Regions from separate parts of the Homo sapiens genome. Here region 2 is linked to region 1. Evidence: read pairs that join two places in POLR2A ChIA-PET (ENCODE). Cell type or tissue: Panc1. All regions are shown on one strand. Links, peaks and the distances in the headings refer to the core of each region. The heading gives the core; the rest is flanking DNA. Region 1 overlaps LOC124903080 (a long non-coding RNA gene). Region 2 overlaps LOC102723639 (a long non-coding RNA gene).

Region 1 (2,920 bases), core at 273-2,772:
AATGTTCAGGCTGGGTGTGGTGGCTCACGCCTGTAATCCCAGCACTTTGGGAGGCCGAGGCAGGTGGATCACGAGGTCAGGAGATTGAGACCATCCTGGCTAACATGGTGAAACCCCGTCTCTACTAAAAATAAAAAATAAAATAATAGCTGGGCTTGGTGGCAGGCGCCTGTAGTCCCAGCTACTCGGGAGGCTGAGGCAGGAGAATGGCATGAACCCGGGAGGTGGAGCTTGCAGTGAGCCGAGTTCACGCCACTGCACTCCAGCCTGGGTGACAGAGGGAGACTCCATCTCAAAAAAAAAAAAAAAAAAAAAAAAAGTTGTTCAAGTAGGTCCTTGTACAATTTGATGGAAAAAAAGTAATGTAATGAAAAGCTGCCAAGATTATGGAGTTAAAACTCCTTAGGTGCTGAAAGAGCTTGAAATAAAAGACATCCCTTAAGTACCAAGCATTATAATTATATGCTCCTTTAAAGAACCACAGTCAGTTCTCCTGGTGACTAGTCTTGATCGTCTGTCAAGAACTGGAGATGGAGAAGTCGCACGAATGTTGGGCAGCAGTGTCTAATTCTGGGGCCATCTTGTGGCTTACTTTCTTAGGTTCCCCCAGGAGCCTATCTGTGTCATAACAAAGACTTCATCAGAAATTGCTTCCTTGATTCTCCCAAAACTTACCAGGAAGGAGAAGATAGAAAAGAAAAAATAGTCTCAGTGAAGGTAATATATGAAAGATCATGGGGAAGGAAATACAGCAGATAAGTTTCTTTTTCCTTTCTTTCTTTCTTTGTTTTTTTGAGACAAGTTCTCACTCTATTGCTCAGGTTGCAGTGCAGTGGCTCAATCTCGGCTCACTCCAACCTCCACCTCCTGGGTTCAAGCAATTCTCCTGCCTCAGCCTCCGGAGTAGCTGGGACTACAGGCACATGCCATCACACCTGGTTAATTTTTGTATTTTTAGTAGAGACAGGGTTTTGTCATGTTGGCCAGGCTGATCGTGAACTCCTGGCGTTATGTGATCCAACTGACTTGGTCTTCCAAAGTGCTAGGATTACAGGTGTGAGCCACCATGCCCGGCCAAAAGTGAGACCCTCTGGGGTAAATTTCTTAATTAAAGGGTCTACATGTTTTCTGTTATTTGTTTGGTTTCTCAATAGAAGATAAGCCCCAGGAGGGTAGGAACCGTGTCTGGAGTGGTCACCATTGAATCAATATTCTTCTAGAACAGTATTGGGTGTATAGTAGAGAGTCCATTACTACTTGTTGAATAGATGAGTGAAGTAAAGTACAGTATTTCTTACTTCCTTATTTCTCAGTTGATGTCAACTTAAGATCTTGCCAGGAGGTACACAATACAAGAAAAATATTTCAGGTGATAAACTATGGAATCTCTGACAACATGTGAAAGACCCAGGGGAGCCTCTCACATGAGATGCCAGATTTCAGCAACTGCAGTGAAGCCTAGAAATGAAAAAATATTGCATTTCATGTATGCATGTATATTCCTTTGTTCATCCCATTGTCATTGAATGTGCTGGGTTCATGCTACAACCAGAGATGATTCAGTTGGTACCTCATTTACAGCAGAAAGAACAGACTTGTGAAATGGTCTTTCTTCAGTGACTTACTACACTCTAGCCCAGCACTGTACAGTAGAAATCTAAGGAAACCCACGTTTGTAATTTTAAATTTTCTACCAGTCTGGACAACATGCAAGAACCCCGTCTCTACCAAAAAAGTTACAAAAATTAGCTAGGCATGGTGGTGTGCATCTGTAGTCCCAACTACTTAGGAGGCTGAGGTGGGAGAATCACTTGAGCATGGGAGATGGAGGTTGCTGTGAGCCAAGATCGCATCACTGTACTCCATACTGGGCGACAGAGCAAGACCCTGTCTCAACAATAATTAATAAATAAATAAATAAATAAATAAATAAATTTTCTAGTAGTCACATTTTAAAAAGTGAAAAGTAACAGAATTAGTTTAAATAATATATTTAAGTGATTTTAACCAAAATATTATCCTTTCATCACGTAATAGACATAAAACTTATCAGTGAGACACTTTACATTTTTTTGCATCCTAAGTTTTTAAAATCTAGTGCATATCTTATGCCAATAACACATCACATGTGGATGCTCAAGTTTGTTGAAAATTCTTGATTTATATTTAGAATTCAGAAAATTTACAGTCAAAAAGACTTTAAAAGCCTTCCAATAGCTGAATCATGTCAGGGTTTTCTGTTTTGTTTTGTTTTGTTTTGTTCTGTTTTTGAGATGGAGTCTCGCTCTATCGCCCAGGCTGGAGTGCAGTGGTGCGATCTTGGCTCACTGCAAACTCCGCCTCCCGAGTTCACACCATTCTCCTGCCTCAGCCTCCCGAGTAGCTGGGACTACAGGCTCCCGCTACCACGCCCGGCTAATTTTTTGTATTTTTAGTAGAGACGGGGTTTCACCATGTTAGCCAGGATGGTCTCGATCTCCTGACCTCATGATCCGCCCGCCTCGGCCTCCCAAAGTGCTGGGATTACAGGCGTGAGCCATTGCGCCCGGCCAGAACCCTGGCTTTTAACAGTCCAGAGTTATGTCCTGGCTGAAAACCTAATTCTCTCAGTCCTTTTATAGCCAAGAGCAGCCATCAGACTGAGTTTTCATCAATAAAGTTTTGCATAGAAGTGTCGTGTGTTATTTCTAGGATGTTGTTGTAGAGGGAAAGGGTCTTCTGCTTTTCTCCTTCCTGCTGTTCTGGATGCAGGTGACATGCTAAGATTGGCAGATCAGGACATTATGCAGCACCTTGGTTCCCGATGAGTGAGAAACTTCATGTGAGAGCAGCGGTAGGCAGTCATTTCCAGTCTTCTTCCACTACAGAACCAGCTTGCCAAGGACCACCTCTTGGGACTATCGTTCTGTGAAACAGAGTT
Region 2 (2,920 bases), core at 288-2,787, 70 kb before region 1:
ACCCTAACCTCACATAGTCTGTGAACTCCAGTCCCTCCTGTTCTTTCCTGTTCTTTCACAGGAGATCCAATTTCTCTCTGACTCAATCTTTGTCAGGGCACAAGGTCAACTGGCTGGCTTCTTATACTCTTATGGTCCCAGATATATAGAGTGGGCAAGAAATGAAAAAAATAAAATAAAATCTGTGCCCATGGCAGACATCAATAATCAATTCCAGAACTTTTATCCCTTGCCTAGATCCATCCTCCAAATTTGTGAGGACTTCAGACAACCATCACTAATTAATCTTGGTGGTCATTTAGACCTATTTGCCATTACAATCTAGACCAGCCCTTATACAGAAAATAAAACAATAAAAACAAGAAAGGCGAATAACTTATATCCATCTTCAAACAGCGTGTGTGAGTCAAAATTGAGATTAGAATTCAAGTGTTCCTAATCGCCAGTCTTGTGCCCTTCCTTATGCCAAGAGACCATCAGGCCCCTTGAAGTATCTGGAGATCCACTCCACCTCTCCAGATTAAACAGTCCTAAATAAATGACCCATGAAATGTTCTTGGGTTCAACTTTCATCTCCCACCAGCGTGCAGGATAAATGGTGTATTAGTCGGCTATTGTAGTAATGCTGCATAACAAACCATCCCACAAATCCAGTGACTAATAGCTACAAGCATTTATTCTCACATTCATGGGTCTGCAATCAACTGCGGCTCAGCTGACGTGGGCCTGGCTTGGCTCCATGACTCCACATACGCTGCACGTGTGTTTATTCTGGAGTCCTAGATAAAAGGGCAGTGACTACCTAAGTCATGTCTTTCTCAACATGGATTAAGAAAGCTCAAAACCTGAACCAAAACATGCAAGCATGTTTAAGAACTCATGCATACATCATGCCCTCTAACATTGCACTGACCAAAGCAAGTCATATGACCAAGCCCAAACTTAGCAGCATGCAGAAAATCTCTGCCCACATTAGTAAAGGGAGGGAGTGAATATTTGCTGTATAATAATATATATTATTTAAAACATGGCTTTTAAAATTATCAAGAAACATTTCAGGGAGGGTTTGGATAGCAGAAGCCTTTTTTTCACAGTGAGATTATACCAGGCTCTCACTAGAGAAAGTTGATAAGCTGCTGAGCACCAGATTTAATCTCTGAGAAAGCTAAATCATGTATTGTGTTAATACTGGCTCTCTGATTTTATTGCTGATTCCCCTGCTTTAATTCTCACCCCATGTAAGACAGATCATGAATATTTTAGTGGCCAGACAGTGAACTCCTCAAGAGTCACCTTTATGTCTTCCTTAATGCTGGCATTTTGAAAATATGTGGGTTTTCCGAAAGAAAGTGTTGAATAAATGATAAAATCATGGTGGTTAAAAGTATGGGTTTGGGGGAAAGAGTAAGCCAGATTCAAAGCTAAAGCCATCACTTATTGGCTGAGTATACTTGGTCACTTGTCTAAACTTTCTAATCCTCAGTTTTCCCCTCTGTGAATTGGGGGTAGCCATATCTGTCTTGCTGGGTACCTATTAAGTAATATAATGTAGGCAAAATGCCTGGTCCACCCCAGGCTGTCATATATTCTAGCTCATATTTTTATTCATCCTTTGTTAAAACTATCTTAAATCACTGAGTTCCTCTGGTGCAGTAGGCAATAGTGGCACTAATCTAATATTTCTAATTCTTTTCTTTTCAGGCACCTAGAAGAATTGTACTTCTTGTCCTCTTTTGAGGATAGGCATACCTGTGTGCTTTGCTTTGGCCAATGAAATATGAACAGAAGGTACCTGTGTCACTTTGGAACAGAAACTTTAAGAGCCATGATCAATGATTTCCATGTTCATTTCCCACTGCTGTGGTGACTACGAAAGCACTTGTTAAGATGAACTCTGTATCAGCCTGGATCTCTGAGAGACTTCATGGAGCAGAAATCCTCCGGCCTATATGCGTAGTGTATGTAGTATGAGAAAGGAGAAAGAAAGAAACTCATGTTAAGCCACTGAGATTTGGAGGGTGGTTCTTACTGCAGCATAACCCAGCCACTGTGCTTGATATACTTGGTATTACTAAGTTATATACTTAATATATACTTGATGATATACTTGGTATTATTAAGTATACTTGGTCTACTTACAGAATATTATGGATTATATTTTCGGAAAGATTTATGTTGCAAATAAACCAGTTATACCTGCCGGTATACCAGTACTTCCCCATATCTACGGAGTAGCCCTCTTAAGTCACAGAAGTTCAAGATTTAGAAAGAAATAAAGAACACTCTGATTTATACAACTAAAGCCTCAGGAAGAAAAGGGGTGGAGCTGTCCTCACAGACCACTGTGTCTAGGAACTCAAATTCTATTCTCTTTTTTCCTTTACTTCTTCACTCTGCTTCTCTCTGCATGCTGCCTTCTTGTGTCTTCCTGAACTCTGACTTTCTCCAGGCAATGAGAAAGTGGCCTAGTGGCCATAGGTGCTCTAGGCTCATGCACCATTAGCTTCAAGATCCTAGGACCATGTTTCCCAAAGTGTTTCTCAAAGACCATCTTGGATGTGAATTACATGTGCATATATTCCAGCTCCTCTCCAAGTTTACCATACTGATTCAGAATTTTTAGTGGTTTGGCCTGGGAATCTGCATCTTACCATGTTTATCAAGTGATCCATAACCAAAGTTGCATACCTAATCTAGTAAAGGACCATGAAAAGCCTGGCAGGAGTGGTGGAGTGACAACATGGGCAGCCCCACTAGGCTTACAGGGTTACAGGGTTAGGGTGAAGGAGACACAGAGTCCCCAAAGTTGGGAGTCAGGAGAAGGGATGCATGAAGCGTATACACAGCCATGGAAAGAAATTGTGAACCCAGAGAGCGCTCCAGTCTGGTTCTCCTATAATTGGGAAAATACTCTGAAACC

What was found. ChIA-PET counts read pairs that join two places held together with the same protein. Peaks named below come from ENCODE experiments on the same cell type or tissue, not always from the same donor. Only the 100,000 strongest peaks of a DNase experiment are listed, where the experiment ranks them.
Region 2: POLR2A ChIA-PET joins it to region 1 with 10 read pairs; 2 of 35 experiments call an interaction of 5 or more read pairs at or near these places.

Annotation. Positions count from the first base shown.
Region 1 is chr12:114,969,466-114,972,385 of GRCh38, reverse strand. It overlaps LOC124903080 (a long non-coding RNA gene), which reads right to left. Exons shown (of 3, transcript XR_007063587.1): 3 at 2,525-2,905. Among named protein-coding and RNA genes, the nearest start is that of TBX3, 290 kb to the right of the region's middle. In Panc1, for the core only: no CTCF peak of the experiment used is centred there; no DNase peak of the experiment used is centred there.
Region 2 is chr12:115,039,672-115,042,591 of GRCh38, reverse strand. LOC102723639 (a long non-coding RNA gene) reads right to left here. Exons shown (of 8, transcript XR_007063588.1): 1 at 1,793-2,920. Among named protein-coding and RNA genes, the nearest start is that of TBX3, 360 kb to the right of the region's middle. In Panc1, for the core only: no CTCF peak of the experiment used is centred there; no DNase peak of the experiment used is centred there.